Regions from separate parts of the Homo sapiens genome. Here region 2 is linked to region 1. Evidence: read pairs that join two places in POLR2A ChIA-PET (ENCODE). Cell type or tissue: MCF 10A. All regions are shown on one strand. Each heading gives the region's core, and the rest is flanking DNA. Links, peaks and the distances in the headings are about the cores only.

Region 1 (11,793 bases), core at 2,134-10,133:
ATGGGCCGGGCATGCGGTGGCTCATGCCTTTCATCCCAACACTTTGAGAGGCCAATGTGGGTGGATCAGCTGAGGTCAGGAGTTCAAGACCAGCCTGGCCAACATGGTGAAACCTCATCTCTACTACTAATAAAAAAAAATTAGCCGGGCATAGTGGCGGGTGCCTGTAATCCCAGCTACTTGGGAGGCTGAGGCAGGAGAATCACTTGAACCCGGGAGGCGGAGGTTGCAGTGAGCCGAGATGGCGCCACTGCACTCCAGCCTGGGCAACAAGAGCAAAACTCCGTCTCCCCCCAACCCCCCCCAGAAAAGGGGGTTTAGTTTACCGTCCGGAACACCAAGTCAGCAAACCTATTCTCGGGAGGACCTGCCTGAGCTCCCCTGAACCCAGGCTGGCTGTAAAGACACCCACAGTTGCAAACATTTCAGAGTGTTCTCTGTTTGGAAATGTCATAGTTAGGACTCAGTGTGTGTAGGGTTTCACCTTCATGTTTCTGCCCCCAGTGCTGTGCAGAAAGTCCTGCTGAAAGAACCCATCCCCGCAGCAGCGACCTCCTGCCCACTGCCCCTGGACAGTGACACCTTTGGTGGACAGGCCTTCCCTTGACATTTTTCCTGCCCCCCTCCTGCTCATTCTGTTCTTCGGTCTCCTCTCTCTCTTTAACGCTGGCTGGGCAACTCTCATCTTATCTTTACCAGTCTGCTGTCTGTTAGCCCAAGGAGTAACTGAAATTTGCCAAGGGGGAAAAAAAAAAGACAACCAAGCTCACTGAATCACAGCCATGCTATGTACACAATTTTAAACCAACTGGCTCGGGTGGTGCCTGGGCTGGCTCCACGGCTCTCTCTCGGGGCAAAGTGCAAGAGCCCTGGCCAGCCCTGACTCTCCCCGCCTAGTTAGAGGACTTCAGCTCAGACTGACGACCTCACGTTGGTAATTACGACCATTCACAGCAGGGAGACGCAGCCAGCGAAGGGCAAGGGCGGTTTAGAGGGGAGAGACTGCGATCTGTAGCAGAAGCGTGGGATAATGGTCCTTCTCTCCCCTCCTGAACCACTTCACAGAGCCCCAACTCCCTGCCAGGCCCGGGCAGAGTTCACGGCTGCAGCGATTGCACCACTGCATTCCAGCCTGGGTGACAGAGTGAGACCCGGTCTCGAAAAAATAAAAAAGCTACATTCAGGTTCAGCTTTTAACCCCTTGTAGGGCCTGCGCACAGGTTTAGCAGGAATTCCATCAGCTCCATTTCATGGATGAGATAACTGAGGCCTGGAGAGAGGAGGGCCAAGCTGCAGCGGGGCAGAGACCTGTGGACCTGTGCCCAGGCCAGTGCTCATGAGCCTGTGGTTCTTCTGCCATCCCAGACCTGCACCTGGACACTGCGTGCAGGAGGGACCCTTAAGGCTTGACCCATTTTGATCCCCCTTTTCCCCACTGTATGCAGGCATTCAAGCAGGGGCTTGTCCAATCCATCCCCTACCACAGCCTGCCCTATCCAATTTCCTTCAAAAACTCATGATTTAAAAAAAAATGTAGCCTGGGCAACATAGCAAGATCCCATCTCTATAAAAATGGAAAAATTAGCTGGGCATGGTGGCCCACACCTGTAGTCCCAGCTACTGGACTCTAGCCGGAATGACAGCAAGACACTGTCTCTACCAAAAACCCATTTTACAAAGGGAACTGTAGTTTTTTTTTTTTTTTTCTTAAGATGGAGTCTTGCTCTGTCGCTCAGGGTGGAGTGCGGTGGCGTGATCTGGGCTCACTGCAACCTCCGCCTCCCAGGTTCCAGCAATTCTCCTGCCTTAGCCTCCTAAGTAGCTGAGACTACCGGCACGAGCCACCACGCTTGGCTAATTTTTGTATTTTTAGTAGAGACGGGGTTTCATCATGTTGGTCAGGCTGGTCTTGAACTCCTGACCTCAGGTGATCCGCCTGCCTCGGTCTCCCAAAGTGCTGGGATTACGGGCATGAGCCACTGCGCCTGGCCTTCTTCCTCTTCCTTTTCAAAAAAAATTTTTTTTTAGAGATGTAGTCTCATTTTGTCACCCATGCAGTAGTGCGATCCTAGCTCACTGCAGCCTTGACCTCATCCTCCTGCCGCAGTCTCCTGAGTACATGGGCCTACAGGTGCATACCACCACGTCTGGCTAATTTTAACATTTTTGTAGAGACAGGATCTTGCTATGTTGCCCAGGTTGATCTCAAACTCCTGGCTTCAAGCAATTCTTCCGCCTCAGCCTCCCAAAGTGTTGGGATTACAGGGGCGAGTCACCAGGCTGGGCCTTAAACTTTTTAACGGATCTATGCTTCTCCTCCTCTGCTTTTTTTTTTTTTTTGAGACAGGATCTCGCTCTGTTGCCCAGGCTGGAGTGCAGTGGCATGATCTCAGCTCACTGCAACCTCTGCCTCCTGGGCTGAAGCGATCCTCCCGCCTCAGCCTCTTGAATAGCAAGCATGCCACCATGCCTGGCTAATTTTTTTGTATTTTTAGTAGAGATGGGGTCTTGCCATGTTGCCCAGGCTGGTCTCAAACTCCTGAGCTCAAGGGATCCTCCCGTCGTGGCCTGCCACAGTGCTGGGTTTACAGACATGAGCCATCGTGCCCGGCTATAAGTGTTAATTGCATTCTTAGTAACAGCAAAACAATGGAAGCAGCCCAATCCCCAAGGAGGGGAGAGAGAGGAATTGCATCATGGTAAAATTCCACTCAATGGAAGATTATAGAGCCATGAGAACTAAGAAGCTACAGCTACACACTTCAGCATTATGTCAACCAAAGCTAAGTGGAAAACAGCAAGTCCCAGACTCTATTCAATAACACGCCTTTGTCATAAAAGTAAAATTATAGGCTGGGCGCGGTGGCTCATGCCTGTAATCCCAGCATTTTGGGAGGCTGAGGCGGGTGGATCGTGAGGTCAGGAGATGGAGACCATCCTGGCTAACACAGTGAAACCCCGTCTCTACAAAAAATTAGCTGGGCGTGGTGGCGGGCACCTATAGTCCCAGCTACTCGGAAGGCTGAGTGAGGCAGGAGAATCACTTGAACCTGGGAGGTGGAGGTTGCAGTGAGCCAAGATCACACTACTTCACTCCAGCCTGGGCGACAGTGCGAGACTCCGTCTCAAAAAAAAGAAAGTAAAATTATAAGCAAAATGAAATAATTTTTGTTTAGGCAAACATTACATGCAATAAAATAATTTTTAAAAAATTAACCCGTGAGCCTGGCGTGGTGGCTCACACCTATAATCTCAGCACTTTGGGAGGCCGAGACAGGAGGATCACTTGAGGGCAGGAGTTGGAGACCAGCCTTGGGTAACATAGAGAGACTCTGTCTACAAAAAATTTAAAAGTAGCTGGTACAGTGGCACCCAGCTATAGTCCCAGCTACTTGGGAGGCTGATGCGGGAGGATTGTTTGAGCCCAGGAGTTGGAGGTTACAGTGAGCTATGTGATAGTGTCACTGCACTCCAGCCTATCTCTACAAAAGTAAAAAATAAAATATGAGCTGGGCATGGTAGCACGTGTGCTTGTAGTCCTAGCCACTCGAGGGGCTGAGGTGGTAAGGATGGTTTGAGCCTAGAAGGTCCAGGCTGCAGTAAGCTATGACTGTGCCACTGCACTCCTGCCTGGGCAAGAGGGAGACTGTCTTTAAAAAAAAAAAAAATTAAAAAAGAAATCAACCAGTGAAAAATGATTATATCATGGAGGAGAACAGGCATAGAAGACAGTTTTGGAAATTTGAATAAAGACCATGTATTAGATGACAGGGAATTATTAAGTTGTATAAGTACGATGATGCTATTGTGAGTATGTAAGATAACAGTGTTTTCTTAGGAGATGTGCATTGAAACATTTAGGCACGAAGAGTCAAGATGTTTGCACCTTACTTCAAATAGAGAAAAAGAAAGAGAAATTATGTGTGTGCGCGTGTGTGTGAGAGAGAAAGCAGGGAAAATTGGCAATATGCTAAGAATTACTGAACCCAGCTGGGCGCGGTGGCTCACGCCTGTAATCCCACCACTTTGGGAGGCTGAGGCGGGTGGATCGCTTGAGGCCAGGAGTTCAAGACTAGTCTGGCCAACATGGCGAAATCCCGTCTCTACTAAAAATACAAAAAATTAGCTGGGATAGGTGGTGCACGCTTGTAGTCACAGCTACTCAGGAGGCTGAGGCAGGAGAATTGCTTGAACTCAGGAGGCAGAGCTTGCAGTGAGCCGAGATTGCGCCACTGCACTCCAGCCTGGGCGACAGAGCAAGACTCCATCTCAAAACAAACAAACAAATAAAAAAAATGCCCAACCCATCACGGGCACTTGGTAACTCAGAGAATCTGAGCTCTTCTGTGCCAGGCACTGCTCTTTGATCTTTGCATGGATTCATTCATTTAATCCTTAAAACAGGGGGCCGTGCTCAGTGGCTCACACCTGTAATCCCAGCACTTTGGAAGGCCAAAGTGGGCAGATCACTTGAGGTCAGGAGTTTGAGACCAGCCTGGGCAACATGGTGAAACCCTGTCTCTACTACAAATACAAAAATTAGCCGGGCATGTTGGCATATGCCTGTAATCCCAGCTACTCAGGAAGCTGAGGCAGGAGAATTGCTTGAACCTGGAAGGCGGAGGTTGCAGTGAGCTGAGATCGCGCCACTGCACTCCAGCCTGAAGACTCTGTCTCAAAAAAAAAAAAAAAAAAAAAAAAAAAAAAAAGACAAGGAAATAGATTTTCCCCTAGAGCCTCCAGAAGGATCAGCCCTGCTGACATCTTTTTTTTTTTTTTTTCTTGTAGCCCAGGCTGGAGTGCAATGGCACGATCTCAGCTCACTGCAAACTCCGCCTCCTGGGTTCAAGGGATTCTCTTGCCTCAGCCTCCCGAGTAGCTGGGATTACAAGTGCGCACCACCACACCTGGCTAATTTTTGTATTTTTAGTAGAGATGGGGTTTTACCACGTTGGCCAGGCTGGTCTCGAACTCCTGATCTCAAGTGATTCGCCCGCCTCAGCCTCCCGAAGTGCTAGGATTACAGTCGTGAGCCACTGCACCTGGCCCCTGACACCTTGACATTAGCCTTGGAAGACTCATTTCAGACTTCTGATCTCCAAAACTGTAAGGCAATAAATTTGTGTTGTTTGAAGCCACTACGTTTAGGTAATTTATTTATTTTTTTGAGACAGGGTCTCACTCTGTTTCCCACGCTGGAGTTCAGTGGCACAATCGTGGCTCACTGCAGCCTGACCTCCTGAGCTCAAGTCATCCTCCCACCTCAGCCTCCCTAGTAGCTGGGACCACAGGTGTGCACTACGTGCAGCTATTTTTTTTTTTTTAGAGATGGGGTCTTGCTATGTTGCCCAGGCTTGTCTCGAACTCCTGGGCTCAAGTGACCCTTCTGTCTCAGCCTTCCAGAGTGCTGGCGTGAGCCACTGGACCCGGCCTGTTTTAAGGCTTGAAATACCAGTTATAAATTCATGATTCCCCAAATCATATCTCAAGCCTGGACTGCTCCCCTGAGCCCCAACTTGCTTCCAACTTCGACTGGATGAGACCCCAGATTGAACACGCCTGATCCGCCACCTCCTGCCCCACCAGCTTCTCCTGCATCTTCCCTGTCTCCACCCACAGCACCTCCGTCCTTCCCCAAGTTCAGCCTGAACCTCTGAAGTCAAAGTCAGCTCCTCATTTTCTCACAGCTTATATCAGCACATTCTGTTGGCTTCAGCCAACTCACCTAAGAGTGGGTGACTCACCACCCCACTGCCGCCACAGGCGTCGCCTGGATTATTACAACCTCCTTATGTCTCTCCACCCTTGTCTGTCCTCAAGCCAGCAACCAGAGGGATTCTGTTAAAACAAGCTGGATCCTGTTACCCTCTGCTCAGAACTGCACCGACTCTAAGCTCACTCTGAGCAAAAGTCAAAATCCTTATCTGGCCATGTACCATCTTCCCTGTCCATCTCCATCTCATCTCTCACTTCCCCTGACCTTCCTCTGATACCTTGGCAGGTGACCTCAGGGGCTTTGCAGCTGCTGTTCTCTCTGCCTGCAATGCTGTTCCCTGCTGCCCCTTCAGGCCTTTAAAACTAAGGCCTCCTTCTGGTCATCACCTAAATAATGTTGCAATCTCCTAAAAATAAATACAATTGCTCCCATGGTTTACGCTTTGCAGATTTTCTGTTTATCCCCCCGCCCCACCATGTAGGCTCCGTGAGGCTGGGTTTTTTTTGTTTTTTTGTATTTTGAGACGGAGTTTCGCTCTTGTTGCCCAAGCTGGAGCGCAATGGCGCAATCTCGGCTCACTGCAACTTCCACCTCCCGGGTTCAAGCGATTCTCCTGCCTCAGCCTCCCAAGTAGCTGGGATTATAGGTGTGTGTCATGATGCTGGGCTAATTTTTTGTATTTTTAGTAGAAACGGAGTTTCACCATGTTAGCCAGGCTGGTCTCAAACTCCTGACCTTAGGTGATCCGCCCACCTCAGCCTCCCGAAGTGCTGGGATTACAGACGTGAACCACTGCACTCAGCCGGGTTTTTTTTTTTTTTTAATCAGTGTTGATTAAAAGTCCAGCATAGGCCGGGCACGGTGGCTCACATCTGTAATCCCAGTACTTTGGAAGTTAGAGGTGTGTGGATTACTTGAGCCCAGGAGTTCCAGACCAGCCTGGGAAACATGGCAAAACCCCGTCTCTACAAAAAAATACAAAAATTAGCCTGGCACGGTGGTGCACGCCTCCAGTCCCAGCTACTTGGGAGGCTGAGGCAGGAGGATCACTTGAGCTTAGGGAGGTCGAGGATGCAGTGAGCCGTGATCGTGCTACTGCACTCCAGCCTGAGTGACAGAGAGAGACCCTGCCTTAAAAAAAAAAAAAAAAAAAAATTCCAGTATCTAGGCCCGGTGTAGTGGCTCACGCCTGTAATCCCAGCACTTTGGGAAACCAAGGCGGTGAGATCCCTTGAAGCCAGGAGTTCTAGACCAGCCTGGGCAATGAAGCAAGATGCTGTCCTACAAAAATATTAAATAAGAATAATGAGGCCGGGCTCAGTGGCTCACACCAGTAATCCCGGCACTTTGGGAGGTCGAGGCAGGTGGATCACCTGAGGTCAGGAGTTCGAGACCAGCCTGGCCAACATGGTGAAATCCAGTCTCTACTAAAAATACAAAAAAAAAAAAAAAAAAAAAAATTAGCTTGGTGTGGTGGTGCATGCCTGTAATCCCAGATGCTCAGGAGGCTAAGGCAGGAGAATTGCTTGAACCCGGGAGGCGGAGGTTGCAGTGAGCTGAGATTGCACTGCTGCACTCCAGCCTGGGCAATAAGAGCGCAACTCTGTCTCAAAGACAAAACAAAACAGAAACAAACAAAAAGAATAATGAAATAATAATAAAAGACCAGTATCTGGCACAGTGCTGGCCCCAGTGAGACACCTGGGCCTGTGCACAAATGAGTGACTGCACCTGCGCCCCCAAGGCCTCTGTTGGGGCCACACGAAGTCTGCTGTGGGTGGTGCTGAGCCCTCTCCATGACACGAAGGTTCTTAGAGGGCTAGGCCTGCATGGCCCCCAACCTCCACCTCCCTCCTCTTTTGTCCCCACACCCCTCCCCACAAGGCTGGAAGGATCGGGTACACCCAGTAAACCACATGTGCTGAGCCATGGTTACCACCCTGCCCCTGCTCTACTTCTATGGCTCAGACACACGCATCAGCTTCTGTTCTGCACAAGGTGCCTGGCGACCCCTCGGTGCTGATCTCATTCCAGCCCAAATAAAGGTGCTGGTTGCTCTTGTCAGCTTGGGTGGTCTTCGCTGGGGAAAGGGTTTCTGGGAGGCTTTCTGGGATGTTGCAAAAGACTCTAAAGGCGCCCCCAACCCTGCTCCCTTTCGGGTCCGGAAAGCCCCTGTCTATTTTAAATTTTAATCGTTTTTTTTTTTTTTGAGAGAAGGTCTTGCTCTGTTGCCCAGGCTGGTGGGCAGTGGCACGATCACGGCTCACCACAGCCTCAACCTCCTGGGCTCAAGTGAGCCTCTTGCCTTAACCTCCTGAGTAGCTGGGACTACAGGCATGTGCCCTCATGCCTGGCTCATTTTTTGTCAAGATGGGATTTTGCCATGTTGCCCAGGCTGGTCTCGAACTCCAGGATTGCTCAAGCAATCCGCCTGCCTCAACTTCCCACAGTGCTGGGATGACAAGTGTAAGCAACCGCACCCAGCCTGGAAGCCCATCTAATAAAGGCTAAAAACCTTGGAGTTCCCTTCCCCGACGTGTGGAAGGTTGGGGGGCAGAATGGTGTTGCAATGACCCCAGCTAAGTCCCCACCAGCCAGAAAAGGGCAGGGTCTCCCCAACATGCCATCATTTCATGGCCCACTCTGCCACTTCAGAAGAAAGGAGGCGTCGGGCCAACTCTGGGCCCGGCAGTAGGGCGTCTCGTCTGCCCACAAAGGCCTCCAAGCCCCGCCCCGCAGATGCCAGCTCTCCCTGGGAAGGCAGAAGGGAGATCATTACTGAACCCTAATTAACAAAGACAAGCAGAGATAATTCAGTGGAGAAACATGTGGCTGGCGCTGGAATTGTGATATCTTTAGAAACTTGAGAAAGGGTGGCTTTATTTTGAGCTTTCAAGAGCTCAAGACAGAGTTGGAAGGGTAGAGAGGGGGTGGGGAAGGCTGAGAGAGGGAGGCAGGGGCCAGAGGGTGTGTGCCTGTGTGTGATTGGCGACAAGGAAATGACTCTCAAGTCTTGGGCAGCAGAAGGGAGGATCATGGAGGATGTCCTTGTTCTGTATCACGTCAAAGAAATGGAGACCCAAAGACAGTTAACTCATCCAAGATCAAAGACAGTAAGTTAACTTATCTAAAATCAGAGACAAGCAAGTTAACTTATCCAAGATCAGAGATAGTAAGTTGACTTATCTAGATCAGAGATGGTAAGTTAACTTATCCAAGATCACAGGTAGCAAGTTAACTTATCCAAGATCAGAGATAGCAAGTTAACTTATCCAAGATCAGAGATAGTAGGTTAACTTATCCAAGATCACACAGCTCAGAAGTGATGGTACTTCTTCCTGAGAAGGCAAAAAGGGACCTGTTCCTGTGCCTGCCGCTCTTCAGTCCCTCCCCATGTCCACCCCAGTACCCTCTGCAGAGGTCAGTCCTACACTAGCATCCAGGCCTGGCTCAGGTCATCCTCTCCAGGAAGCCCATCCCACCATAGCACCCACTGGGTGACAGGAGACCCCACAGAAGAGAGAGGCTTAGCAGGAGATCAAAGAGGACAATGACAAGTGGTGCTACTGTATTTGAGGCTTCTGGCTTTTCTCCACTTGTACCCCCTGAAAAGGGATCACAGCCCTGTGCCTGGCAGGCATTTCACCCACAGCTGAGCTTCTCAAAATGGGCCTCAAACAATTCTGGTGGGGGTGAGAGGTGAGTGTAAGTGGAATGATCTTCCTCGGTGGCATGTAATTTTTTTTTTTTGAGACAAGGTCTCACTCTGTTGCCCAGGCTGGAGTACAATGACAAAATCATAGCCCACTACAGCCTCCAACTCCCAGGGTCAAGGGATCCTCCCACCTCAGCCTCCTGAGTAGCTGGGACTATAGGCACACGCCACCATGCCTGGCTAATTTTTTATTTTTTGTCGAGACAGGATCTCTTTATGTTTCCCAGGCTGGTTTCGAACTCCTGGATGCAAGTGACCCTCCTGCCTTGGCCTCCCAAAGTGCTGGGATTACAGGCGTGAGCCACTGTGCCCAGCTAGCAGCATGTAATTTGACATAGTTCCTTAAACTGAGATGAAAGTGGAACGTTTACAGAGGAGACGATGTGGGGATGTCCTAGATAAAACTGGAGCCCACCAAGAGCTTGGCCCCGACCAGTGGGGCTGTACGGGTTCCTCCGCTATGGGGACGTCAGCAGAAGAGCTTACCAGGGCCAGGCCTGAAGGGCCCTGTCCATGCTGCAAAGCCAGGCCTCCCAGGCTGTCCCCGCTCCATCCTGGCCAGTCTCTCTGCCTCACCACCTCCCACTCATGACAGCCCATCCCTCCTTCTCACCTGGTCATGCACTCCAGGGTGGCCCCAGGGGAGGCAGACGTGGCGTGGGCAATTCTTCTCATTTTACAAGTAGGGAAACTGAGGCCCAGGTAGGCAAGCCTGACTTGCTGGAGTCACACAGGAAGTTGGCAGCTCTGCCACATCCCTGGGGTCTGGAGCCCCTGCTCTGGGGAAGGAGAGGTGGGGCGCTGCCTTCCCACAGTCCCCTCAAGCTGGCAGGGACTGCTGTACCCCCAGGGTGAGAGGAGAACTAAAAGGAGCGGAAGCTGGCCTGGGTCCGGGGAGAGCCCTCGTGTTTGCCCAAAAGGGAACTGGAGAAGGGTGGCTGGGCCCATACGCAGGGAGGAGCTGTGGGGAGCTGGTGGCGGGGCAGCAAAGAGAAGTGGATTTGGTGGGTAGAGGGGCCCCTCCTTGGTTTTAGTCCTCCCCACAGCCCCTCCAAAACCGGCAGGGCTCTCTTGTCCCTTTCTCCTCTCCTGCAGCAAGCCCTATAGGAAGCGGCCTCTCTAGTGAGTGGCAGCTCAACCTCTGCTTAAATGCCTCCAGTGACGGGGAGTTCACTACCTTCCAAAGCTTTTAAAAAACGTTAACCACTGCTATTCAAGAACAATTCTAGAATTTTTTTTTGAAAGACAAGGTCTCATTCTGTCTCGCAGGCTAGAGTGCAGTGGTGTGATCACAGCTTACTGCAGCTTTGACTTCCTGGGCTCAAGCGATCCTCCCTCCTCAGCCTCCCGAGTACCTGAGACTACAGATGTGTGCCACAACACTGGCTCAATGTTTTCATTTTTTGTAGAGACAGGGTCTCACTATGTTGCCCAGGCTGGTCTCCTGGCTTCAAGCAATCCTCCTGCCTTGGCCTCCCGAAGTGCTGGGATTACAGGCAATGAGCCACTGTGTCTGGCTTTTTTTTTTTTTTTGAGACAGAGTCTTGCTCTGTCACCCAGGCTGGAGTGCAGTGGTGTGATCTCAGCTCATTGCAACCTCTGCGTCTCAGGTTCAAGCGATTCTCCTGCCTCAAGCTCCCGAGTAGCTGGGATTACAGGCGTCCGCCACCATGCCTGGCTAATTTTTGTATTTTTTGGTGGAGACAGGGTCTCACCATGTTGGCCAGGCTGGTTTCGAACTCCCGACCTCAGGTGATCTACCCGCCTCAGCCTCCCAAAGTCCTGGGATTACAGGCTGAGCCACCGCGCCCGGCCCTGCTGTTGCTTCTGAGGTTTGAAAACCGCTGCCTCAATGCTCCTGACTCAGCTCTTCTTACCCAAAGGTTCCCCCACCTCGTCTACTCTGTTCCTGCACAGTCGCCCTTTCCTCCGATGCCCCGGGCAGGTCTCTCTCTGCCAGCTCCACGCTTCTGAGAGGCCCCCAGCCTGCCTGCCACCCTGCCTGCACTAAATACCACTCAGGTTTCACTATGGGCCCCTGGATGTGTCTCACAAGCCCACAGACCCAGCCTTAGAGACGAGCACCACCATCACCCTTCCGGAACCTTCCGCCCTCTTCACACCCTGCTGCTGCCTCTAGATCCTAACCCCATCCATCGTGGGGCCCAGCTGCCCACTGCCTGGGTTCAGACCTTCTCAACACTCCCTGGCTTCTCTGCCCTAGTTTTGCCTTCTCTAATCCACCCTTGGTGGGTGGAAATATGGTTACCATGGTAACCTGAAGACAGCGCAAATCTGATCGTATCATTACAATGACTGGAAAAACCGCCAGTGCCACAAAATAAAGCTCAAGTTACTAGCT
Region 2 (11,793 bases), core at 2,089-10,088, 98 kb after region 1:
GCTCAAGCGATTCTTTCCCTCAGCCTCGCAAGTAGCTGGAACTGCAGACACATGCCACCATGCCCAGCTAATTAAAAAAAAAATTTTTTTTTTTTTAGAGATGGGGCCTTGCTATGTTGCCCAGGCTGGGCTCAAATTCTTGGGCTCAAGCAATCCTGCCTCAGTCTCCCAAAGTGCTGGGATTACAGGAATGAGCCACTGTGACCGGCCTAAATAAGATCTTAAGAGCAAACTTCAAACACTTTGGAAAACAACCTCTTAGCACTGAGAAGTATATGCTTAGCATCACAGCACTGAGCTAGATGGGCCCCTCATCTAACCACCTGCATGTCCATCTAGGGAAACCACGGCCCAGAGGCGTCAGACTGAACCCCAGATCTCTGCACACCCAACCCAGGCTCACAACATAATACAACTTGCTCTCCTGTGGGCTTAACAGCTACGCTGATTGCAAATTCTTTCCTATTCACCACAAAACATCCTTTAGGGAAATAAACTTTATTTCTTTGACGATGGGCAGTAATTCAGAGGTATCCGAATTTCAGCGCAAGACCTGATCTGTTTCCACGGTACATGTGTTTCCACTGACTCCTCCTGGGTGCCCCGTCTATTGGAAAAGGCATCAGACGTATGAGCAAACCACAAAGACACGCAACACCACGGTGGAATCTCGCAAGGATGATGAAAGAATCTGAGGTCACATGGTAGAATTCCATTTATGTAAGGTTCAAAAGGAGGCCACATTCTGAAGCCAGGAGATGGAACGGCGGTTATCGTGGTGGGTCAGGGAGAGTGGTAGTAACTGGAAGGGGGTGAGAGGGGCTTGTCAATGCTGTTTCTTGATCTGGGTGCTGGTTACCTGGGTAGTTTAGTGTGTGAACAGTTATCAAGGTGTTTCTCTTACAACAAATAACTTTGTTCTCAATGAAAAGTGTGCATAAGGCCAGAAACAGTGGCTCGCACCCGTAATCCCAGCACTTTGGGAGGCTGAGGCAGGAGGACCACTTGAGCCCAGAAATTTGAGACCAGCCTGGACAACACAGAGAGACCCTGACTCTACAAAAAATTTAAAATTTAGCCATGTGTGGTGGCACATGCCTGTCGTCCCAGCTACTCGGGAGGCTAAGGCAGGAGGATCACTTGATCCCATGAGGTTGAGGCTGCAGTGAGCCGAGATTGCATCACTGCACTCCAGCCTGGGATACAGAAGGAGGCCCGTCTCAAAAAAAAAAAAAAAAAAAAAAAGTTTTAGGAGACATCAGGTATTGGGACACCCAGTCAGATGACAGAAAAAAACAAACAAACAAACAGCAAAACTGTCCCTTTTTAATCCTGCCCTGCAACTACAGATGGTACAGTTCCGCCTAGAGGCAGGGCTCCACCTCCAGCCTCCTCTGGCCCCCTCACCCCATGCTGTCACTAGGGCAGGGGCTGCAAGAGCCAGCTGGGAATGTCACTGGAGACAAAACCCCACACCTGTGGTCGAGCTCTTCCCAGCCTAGCAGCCATGAGTTTCACACTAAATCCTGGCCCACCCCACAGAAGGGCCCTGGGTGCACACAGTCCTCCCAGCCAAGCGATTTGGTGACGCTGTGACGTGTTTCAGGAAGTTCAATTTTAACTCTGTTCCCACCCTTCGCTCCAGGACTTATAATTCTATAAATTAATCCTGAGTTAATTATCCCAAATGCAAAGATTTACATGCAAAGATGTTTCCCCAAAGCTTTCACTTGGTACATCCACAGATACACACACCCACATATAAACAAGGAGTAGGTGCAGGCAACCTGATGCCCAGCAGAGGCTGATTCCAACACTGGACAGGATGACCTCAGGGGCATACACAGTGCAGCCCGGGATGCAAACTCCAGACCGTGCATCTCAGGGTGGGATCCATGCCTGACTTTGCTTCCCTCTACTTTTCTGTATTTTCTAAGTCACCTAAGGTAAGTATTACTTTTACAATTTGGAAAGAAACAACAGAAACCTCATCCTTTAAAAACAAAAGCAGGCTGGGCGTGGTGGCTCACTCCTGTAATCCCAACACTCTGGGAGCCAGAGAAGCAGGAGGATTGCCTGAGGCCAAGAGTTTGAGACCAGCCTGGGCAACATCGCAAGACCCCATCTCTAACAAAAAATTTAAAATATGAGCCGGGCGTGGTGGCACGCGCCTGTCGTCACAGCTACTCAGAAAGCTGAGGTGGGAGGATGGCTTGAGCCCAGGAGTTCAAGAATGCATCGAACTGGGATTGCGCCACTGCACTCCAGCCTGGGCGATAGAGCAAGACCTCATTTCTAAAAAAATTTTCCTTTTAAATAAAAAATAGAGCAAAACAAAAAGCAAAACCAACCATCCAACACAGCTGCTCCACCCCATGACAGGAAAGTTGGCCCCAGGCGGGGGCAAAGGGGCAGTCCAGGAAGTACAGGGATTCATGCTGCCTTCCAAGGGGAAGTGAGGGAGCCGCCTGCCTCTTCCCTGGAGGGGCTGGGGGAAGCCGATCTGAGGCCTGGCCATGCGAAGCCCCATCTGCCCTTCATCTAGGCTTCTGGAAGGTAGGGCGTCCTTCCTCCACGTGGAGGACGGGATTTAGGAAAAGGGGCTGTCTCCTCTCAGCTCGGGCTGTGCATCAGGTACTAGGAGCACTCAAAGAGAGCCCCCAAACTCAGGTTTCTCCATTTCTCTCCCGTCCCCCGGGGCGGGCACGGAGGGACTCCGCCGCCGCCGGCAGTATGCGGGGTCCAGGCCGCCCCATGCCTGCTCTACCAGGAGGGGAGGCCAGGATCCGCCGGGCAGACGGCTCCGCGGTTCAGGTTTCCACCCTTGTTATTTAAAGCCTGAGCCTGGCTCCTGGCAGGCGGGCAGGGGCGGCCGCCTGCCTGCGTGACCAGGATGAGAAATCGCAGTCCTGACGCGGGCCTGCGTGCCTATGGCAACTGGCGTTGTGGCCTTGGAGACTAATCTCCGGGCTGTCAGCCGGCGGGGACTCTCCAGCAGGGCCACGGCTCCCTGCAAAGGCCCTTGGCTGGGGGATCGGACAAGGCTCTCTTCCAGTGGAGGAGGGGGCGCTTGCCCCTGCACTGGGGCCCCTGGCCAGGCTCACAGATCCACATGTTCCCACGGCCACAGCCTCCGTCACACACACACGTGGGGACAATCACAGGGGTGGGGACACAGCCACCAGCTCACAGGCACCAATACTCTCTCACACTGTGTCCCACACCGCACAGGGCCCAACAGCAGGTGCTCCTGCCCTTGAAGGATTCCCAGGCTGGCAGGGAAAATGACCAAAAAAATAGACTACTGGGAAAAAAAAAAAAGATTAAAACACAGTGCAAGGATTTGAGCTGAGTGATGGTTACATGAGTATACAAGTCGGGGGAAAATTCATCACACGGGATGCTTAAGATTTATGTACTTGGGCTGGGTGCGATGGCTCACGACTGTAATCCCAGCACTTAGGGAGGCCGAGGCGGGCAGATCACTTGAGGTCAGGAGTTTGAGACCAGCCTGGCCAACATGGCAAAACCCCGTCTCTACTAAAAATACAAAAATTAGCTGGGCATGGTGGACGCGCCTATAAGCCACTCAGGAGGCTGAGACAGGAGAATTGTTTGAACCCAGGATGGGGACGTTGCAATGAGCCAAGACCACGCCACTCCAGCCTAGATGACAGAGCAGGACTCTGTCTCCAAAAAAAAAAAAAAAAAAAAAAGATTCATGTACTCATGTACTTTACTGGAAGTAAATTATGCTTCAGTGAAAGATAAAAATAAGTGGCATGGAAGAAGCCCAGGACGGCGGGTGAGGCAGTCAGGGTGGGGCTTCCTGGAGGAGGTGACACCTGAGCTGCCGGGACCCTCCCAGGGGAGTTGGCGTTTGCAGGTGAGGAGGGGAGACAGGCACTGTGCCCAGGCCCTGCTCTTCTACAAGGGAGGCGCCTTCCCTGCCCCACCGCAGCACCCACCTCCCCTAGAAATAAATGCTGAATAAATAAAGACCTGTTTGAAGGAGTGCCAAATTACTGGCTGCCCAGGAAACCCAACCGCCAGCCTGGGCCGCCCACGTGTCCTGGTCGGGCCTGAGCGGGGCCAGAGGCTGTGGGAGTGGGTGGGTGGGTGGGGAACAAATCCAGCTCTGCATGGCTGGAGTGTGCAGGGCAGGGCAGGAAGTGGTGGGCAGAGACCAGCGTGGCCATTGGGGTGAGGCCAAGGATCTCGGAAGGTCAGCCTCGCTGCAGGGTGTGGGGCAGGGGTGAGACGTGGGCAGTGAGGGGGATCCCAGGAAGCTACGGCGGAGGAACTGTCGGGTCATGCTTGGAGTTGGGGAGCCAGGAGTTGCCAAGTCTCTGCGACAGCCCAGGCCAGAGACAGCCAGGCATGAAGCAGACAGCAGCAGGGGATGGAGGACGGGGCAGAGCTTTGGGACCAGGAGCTGGCGACGGGGGGTCCCAAGGGAGGCACCTGGAATGACCACCAGGTTTCTGATCCCAGGAGTTTGAGACCAGCCTGGGCAACATAGTGAGACCCCATCTCTATAATTTTTTTTTTTTTAATTAGCCTAGTGTGATAGCATGTGCCTGTAGTCCCAGCTACTCCAGAGGCTGGGGTGGGAGGGTTGCTTGGGCCCAGGAGGCAGAGGTTGCAGTGAGCCATGATCACGCTACTGCACTCCAGCCTGGACAATACAGCAAGACCCTATCTCAAAAAAAAAGGTGGGGCTGGTGGCTCATGCCTATAATCCCAGCACTTTGGGAGGCTGAGGTGGGTGGTTCAGTTGAGGCCAGGAGTTTGAGACCAGCCTGGCCAACATGGTGAAACCCCATCTCTACTAAAAGCATAAAAATTAGTTGGGCGTGGTGGCATGTGCCTGTAATCCCAGCTACTCAGGAGGATGAGGTGGGAGGATCGCTTGAGCCCAAGAGTTCTAGGCTACAGTGAGCTATGATCGCACCACTGCACTCCAGCCTGGGTGACAGAGCAAGACCCTGTCTCTAAACACACACACACACACACAATGCTCAAACTTTCCTCTCCCCACTGAGCAAAAGGGTGATGGTAATTCTACTGCTCTCAGCTCTGTGAGAGCCCCACGTGAGAATGTGTGAACAGGGCCTGGCGCTGGGCCTGGGGACACCAAGTGCCCGCTCACTTAACAGCAGTGATGACGGGGACGATTGCTCAAGCTGACATCACCCGCCGAGCTGCTGTCCACCCCTGACATCAGGTCCCGTGTTGCTCACAGTATATCTCTGTCCCTCCACGCAAGGGGCGGTTGGGGAGTGCTGGGTGGGAAATGCAGGCTTGGCACCCAGCTAGGGGTCAGGGAACCCGGGCATTTGGTGCCCCCAGTTCTGGCTGAGCCCCGGAGGCTTATCTGAGCTCATGTGCATGGTGCAGAAGTATTTATTTGTTCTCAGGCAGGCATCTGAAAAGCGTGGGGGCTGGGTGTCAGGAGACAGTGGGAGGAAACCAGCTCTGGGGCGGTGCCAACCCCTGGGGCCAGGCAGTGCAGGGGGGCCCTGGGATCCTGTCTCCCAAGAACCCTTCGCTTGCCAGACATAAACATGCCTTCTCAGAACAACACGGATGAGGAACATCAGGCCTTTTCTTGTCGGGAAAAGGCTGGACGGAAAAAAGCCCATTACTCGTGGGTGATCTAATCCTGGGGCGCTGGCTCACGGGGCCCCCAGCCCTGCCCGCCTGAGCCGGCTCACTCCCCGACCTCTACCCACCCATGCCCCTGCAACCACTGAGCCAACGGGTGAGGACAGGTGTCCCAGGGCAGGCTATGCCCTGCAGTGGGCTGGGGAACAGCCCACCTGCTATGTAAAACCTCAGCACTAGCACTGCCCCTCCCTGGGCCTCAGTTTCTCCATCTGTCAATGGAGAACCTGGGCTAGAAGTTGTCTGAGGGCCTTGCCATCCTTGGCCCCAGATGGAAGGATCCCCATGCCCCCTCCCTCCCCTGGCATCTGGCCTCCCCACCTGCCCTGACCTACTCCAAAGCATTCATTATAGTCACCCCATTCCAGTCACCCAGCCCTGCCCTGCCCCGTCCCACCCCAAATGCCCTCTGGCCCTCCCCGCACCTCTTTTTTTTTTGGACACAAAAAAAAAACTGTCGCCCAGGCTGGAGTGCACTGGTGCGATCTTAGCTCACTGCAACCTCTGTCTCTCAGGTTCAAGTGATTCTCCTGACTCAGCCTCTTGAGTAGCGGGGATTACAGGTGCGCACTGGCATGTGTGGCTAATTTTTGTATTTTTAGTAGAGATGGGGTTTCACCATGTTGGCCAGGCTGGTCTCAAACTCCTGGCCTCAAGTGATCCTCCCTCCTCAGCCTCCCAAAGTGCTGGGATTACAGGCGCGATCCACCACGCCCAGCCCCGTTCTTGCTTTAAACACTTGGATGCCCCATCTTCCAGAGCCCTTTCATCTTCTAGTCCCCATTCCAGAGGCTTCCCTATTTCCAGTCTTGGGCCTACCCACATCCTCAGCCCTTGTTCCCGTCTTTTAGATGCTGTGGGACGCTGACTAAGTGCTCATTTTCACCACACCTGTTAGGACCCAGTCCCTGAACGGGGGTGAATCAGGCCCACTCCTTGCCCTGGAGCTCCTGGGTGAGGAAAGAGAAGCTAAAGTTTATAAACGGTGACCAAAGATCATCAGCTCCTCATGTGGGGAGTGACCAGGCGTGGGCACATCCAGGATGGATGGCTGGCATCGGCCCAGGAGCACTGGCCCCAAAGGCTGGGTGGCTGTTCAGTGGGGAAGACTGGGGCCAAGGTCAGCTTGGGCAAAGGCTAGAGGCAGGAGAGTACGGTGGGGAACCGATGAAATCTGGGAGGTTCAGAGGCAGGCGGATCACTTAAGGTCAGGAGTTTGAGATCAGCCTGGCCAACACAGTGAAACCCCATCTCTACTAAAAATAAAAAAATTAGCCGAGCCTGGTGGCGTGCACCTGTATCCCAGCTACTTGGGAGGCTGAGGCAGGAGAATCGCTTGAACCCGGGAGGCAGAGGTTGCAGTGAGCCGAGATCGCACCGCTGCACTCCAGCCTGGGCGACAGAGTGAGACTCCGTCTCAAAAGAAAAAAAAAAAGGAGGTTCAGAAGGCTTCCAAGCGGGCGTGGAAGAGGCAGACATCCACCAGGAACTTGGGCTTGCCAGGCCAGGCTGGGCTGAGCCATGATTTAGTAATAAAAATAACAACTAGCTGCCATCAGCCCCTTCTCTGGGGCTTGGGCGGGACCCACCAGGCACCACCAGCCCACACCTACGCCATCCCATTTTACAGACAGGAGTCCAGAGCATCGGGATTAGTTGACTTGTAAGTGTCCACACCATCCAACTGCAAAATAGCCACACCCCCATCCCTCACCACCACCAGGCATTGGAGAAGAGGCTGTTTTGTACAGGTGTCTATCCGTTATCGGGTACCTGGACCACACCTGCCACCTCCACGCACACAGACATCTTGGCAGATGCTCATCAGTGGGTGCCGCCAGCCCATTCATTCATTCCACAAACACCAAAGCACCCACTGCAGGCCCAATGTGTACTCCAGATCAGGAATGTCACCAGACAGGCAGGATCAGGCCGCAGAGTCCAGGAAGTCCCCCGTCACCCCGGCGGGTGACTACGCATCAGACGGGTGGCTCACGTTAATGGCCTGGTCCCTGAGGAATGGCACCCCTTGTTTTGTAGCTGGGTGTGCGCATGCACACACATCCGGCCCTTTCTCTGAACACCTGCATTACTTCCACTTCTGCCCTCACCTGTCAGAAAAGCCTGGCCACCTGCATCCAACCTGGGCTTGCCCGAGCCTTGGCCAGGTGGTGCAATTTCATGAAGCGGCCCCTCCCCTTCCAAAACCCAGGGACAGAGCAACTTGGAGGAGTCCAGCCCGGGCCACACCCTCCCCTCCCTAGGGTACAGCAACAGATGGCAGGGCAGCCCCTCACCAAAACCCTGTAGTCTCAGGAACGTACATGAGGCCAGGCCCCAGGAGGTCTGGGTCTAGTGGAGGCTCAGCCTCGAGTGGCTGTGTGATGCTGGAGAACTTCCTTCCCCTCTCTGGGCCCCAGTACCCTCCAATGAAGACATATTAACACCCTGTCCCTTCCTCACAAAGTAGAGGTGGGAGGTGAGAGTCAGGCCCAATGGACAAGGGTTGAGTATCATTTTTCTTTTCTTTCTTTCTTTTTTTAAGAGACAGGGTCTCTTGCTCTGTCACCCAGCCTATGATCGCAATGGCGTGATCATAGCTCACTGCAGCCTCCAACTCCTGGGTTCAAGTGATCCTTCTGCCTCAGACTCCCAAGTAGCTGGGACTTAAGGTGTGTGCCATCGTGTCCAGCTACTTATTTTATTTTTTGTAGAGATGGAGTCTTGCTATGTTGCCCTGGCTGGTCTCAAACTCTTAGCCTCAAGTGATCGTCCCAAATCCTTCCTGAGTATCTGGGACTACAGGCACACACCACCATACCTGGCTAATTTTATTTTATTTTATTTTTTTTGTAGAGATGGAGTTTTGCTATGTTGCCAAGGCTGGTCTCAAACTCCTGGACTCAAGCAGTCTTCCCGCCTCAACCTCCCAAAGTGTTGGGATTACAGGCCCGAGCCACTGCTCCCAGCCAGATCCCTTTCCCTCAAAACCCCACCTGGGCCTCAGGGCTAGCTGGGCCTGGGATGACATTTCTGAGAAATCACAGTTGCGTTGCAGCCATCAGTGGCAGGAGCTGTGCTGCTGATGGGCATCTCGCAACCCACCTCAGCAACACTACAAACACAACAGTACTCTCCCCATTTTACAGATGAGGATGTAGAGGCTCAGAAAGGCTGAGCAACTCGCCCAAGGTCACACAGCACAAAGAGTCAGGGGCCAGCTTCAAAGTGAAGTCTGCTGGGATCTGGAGTAAACATGGCCCTGCACCCCTACAATGTCCCCTGCACAGCCCCCCAGGCATGGCTCACTGTCAACCACAATCCAGTCCCACTGTCCAGATGAGTGATTCACACACAAATATTTGCACCAAGATGGGAGTGGCTCTCCCATAGGCTCATTATTTATTCCAAACACATCTTTTCTGCCTGCCCTGCTAGAGGCAGAGGGGTTTCCCCACCAGGGGGGCTACAGTGAGACCTGAGGTGGGCTTCCTGCAGGCATTGTGAGTCCTGAAAACCAGAGGGGACCCCATAGGTAAGAAAATATCGTTTTCTTTTGAGACAGAGTCTCACTTCATTGCCCAGGCTGGAGTGCAGTGGCACGACCTCGGCTCAGTGGTTGAACTCACCTCCCGGGTTCAAGCAATTCTCCTGCCTCAGCCTCCCAAATAGATAGGATTACAGGTGCCCATCAGCATGCCCAGTTAATTTTTTTGTTTGTTTTTTTTTTTTGTATTTTTAGTAGAGATGGGGTTTCGCCACGTTGGCCAGCCTGGTCTCGAACTCCTGACCTCAGGTGATCCACCCGCCTCGGCCTCCCAAAGTGCTGGGATTACAGGTGTGAGCCACTGCGCCCAGCCTTAATTTTTGTATTTTTAGTACAGACGGGGTTTCATCAAGTTGGTCAGGCTGGTCTCGAACTCCTGACCTCAGGTGATCCGCCCAGCTCGGCGTGAGCCACTGCACCCAGCTGAAGATATCGTTTTCTGAGCCAAAAATAGGGCAGTGGGCAAGTGTCCTGTGCTACCAAGGTTGCGGGCTGTCCAGGATGGTGGGTGGGTTATGGACAGTTCCTGGAAGTGGGCAGGCTCACCACCCAGACCCCAGACTCCAGGAGGTTCAGTCTGCCTCCCCTCATCTGCAGGAGTGGGCACTAAACCAAGAAAATGGGAGCAATGAATCACGGGGTTCACAGCCAATAAGAATCCCCAAAGCCGTGCGCAGTGGCTCATGCCTGTAATCCCAACATTTTGGGAGGCCAAAGTGAGAGGATTACTTGAAGCCAAGAGTTTGAGGCTGCAGTGAGCTATGACTGTTCCACTGTACTCCAGCTTGGGCGACAGAGGAAGACCCTCTCTCAAAAAAAAAAAAAAGCCCTGAGCTGCCACCATGCAACCTCCACGCCCAACCTCACAGAAGTTTCCAGAGCTCTTGGCAGCCCCAGGCTGGTGGACACAGCAATACCAGAATAAACCAGGGGGCGGGACTACGTCCCTGAGACTGGGTTCCTCCCTTGGGAAGGGACACCGGCCAAGATCTCTCCCCTGCCCCCACCAGGTTCTCCTGGGGTCCTTCCCTTAGGAAGCTCTTCTGGTTGTCATCCCAACCAGGCTGACCCCAATTCTGCATTTGCTGGGATCTACCTGAACACATCATGAGGCTTGGGGGTTACTCCAGGTGATGTCAGGAGCTCCAAAGAGCAGAAACCAGTGCTCTGTTCTCCTGTCTGTCCCTGGGGGGCCATCAACCATTCTCACAGCTCCCCATAATCAACCACTTGCCAGCCTTCACCGCACTCTCTCCTCTCCTCCGCTGCGGTGTTGCAGATGCTCTGACCACTCTCCCTTCCCTACCCAACTCTGCCCTGTCCAGGGTACGCTGCAGCAAAGCCTCCCACCAGCTGTGGGGCCAGCTTGGGCCTGTCCAGCCTCCCGAACCAGGAGCAGGAGACAAGGGAGGCTCCAGAGGCATCTGCAGGAGGGCAAGGAGGCCCAGACCAAGAGTCATGGATGTGGATTGATTGATTGATTATTTATTTATTTATTTACTGAGGCAGAGTTTCGCTCTTGTTGCCCAGGCTGGAGGGCAGTGGTGCGATCTCGGCTCACTGCAATCTCCGCCTCCCGGGTTGAAGCAGTTCTCATGTCTCAGCCTCACAAGTAGCTGGGATTACAGGCACCCCCCGCCATGCCTGGCTAAATTTTTTTTTGTATTTTTAATAGAGATGGGGTTTCACCACGTTGCCCAGGCTGCTCTCGAACTCCCGACCTCAAGTGATCCTCCTGCCTCGGCCTCCCAAAGTGCTGGGATTACAGGCGTGAGCCACTGTGCCCGGCCAGATGTGGTTTTAGATCTTGATCCTCGTAACTCTAGAACCTTAGTCAAGTGTCTTCCCAGCCCTGGGCCTCAGTTTCCCCATCTGAAAAAGAGAAGAGGCCAGTATATTCTGAGGTTCCCTCCAGTTCTAACATTCTATGGCTCCCTCCATCCAAGAAGCTCGGGAAACCCCAAGAGGGGTTAGGATGTCCAAGGAAGGGAAAGAGGGGGGCCCCACTGCAGCACCTGGCCCCGGCCCTATGCACAACTCAGGTTGGCCAACTTGACAGACCAAAACTCACCATTGGTAGAAGGGATGGTGGCACCAACTAGAACAAATGAGATGGTGAACTCCAAGTGGAGTTACTCTGGAAAGGCCAGTTCCAGGCCAGGCCCCTTTTTACCTGGAGTGTAATATACATGCAATAAAATTCATTCTTTCTGACATACAGTTCTATGAGTGTTCTGTTTTGTTTGTTTGTTTGTTTGTTGTTGAGACAGAGTCTCATTCTGTCGCCTAGGCTGGAGAGCAGTGGCGCCATCTCGGCTCACTGCAGACTCCGCCTCCCGGATTCAAGCAATTCTCCTGCCTCAGCCTCCTGAGCAGCTGGGATTACAGGCACCCACCACCATGCCTGGCTAATTTTTGTAATTTTAGTAGAGACAGAGTTTCACCACATTGGCCAGGATGGTCTCAATCTCCTGACCTCATGATCTGCCCGCCTTGGCCTCCCAAAGTGTTGGGATTACAGACGTCAGCCACCGCACCCGGCCGTTTTTTTTGTTTTTTTTTTTGTTTTTTTTTTTTTT

The links. Peaks named below come from ENCODE experiments on the same cell type or tissue, not always from the same donor. Only the 100,000 strongest peaks of a DNase experiment are listed, where the experiment ranks them.
Region 2: POLR2A ChIA-PET joins it to region 1 with 13 read pairs; 8 of 35 experiments call an interaction of 5 or more read pairs at or near these places.

Annotation. Positions count from the first base shown.
Region 1 is chr7:74,569,534-74,581,326 of GRCh38, reverse strand. The region is part of intron 22 of GTF2IRD1 (GTF2I repeat domain containing 1); the gene reads right to left. Among named protein-coding and RNA genes, the nearest start is that of MIR10525, 21 kb to the left of the region's middle. RefSeq lists an enhancer at 1-311. In MCF 10A, for the core only: no CTCF peak of the experiment used is centred there; a DNase peak (open chromatin) is centred at 5,766.
Region 2 is chr7:74,471,676-74,483,468 of GRCh38, reverse strand. All of the region lies in intron 1 of GTF2IRD1 (GTF2I repeat domain containing 1), which reads right to left. Among named protein-coding and RNA genes, the nearest start is that of GTF2IRD1, 24 kb to the right of the region's middle. RefSeq lists enhancers at 2,921-2,970, 2,981-3,030, 3,081-3,130, 4,391-4,973, 4,974-5,555. In MCF 10A, for the core only: no CTCF peak of the experiment used is centred there; DNase peaks (open chromatin) are centred at 2,298, 4,068, 5,158, 5,478 and 2 weaker places.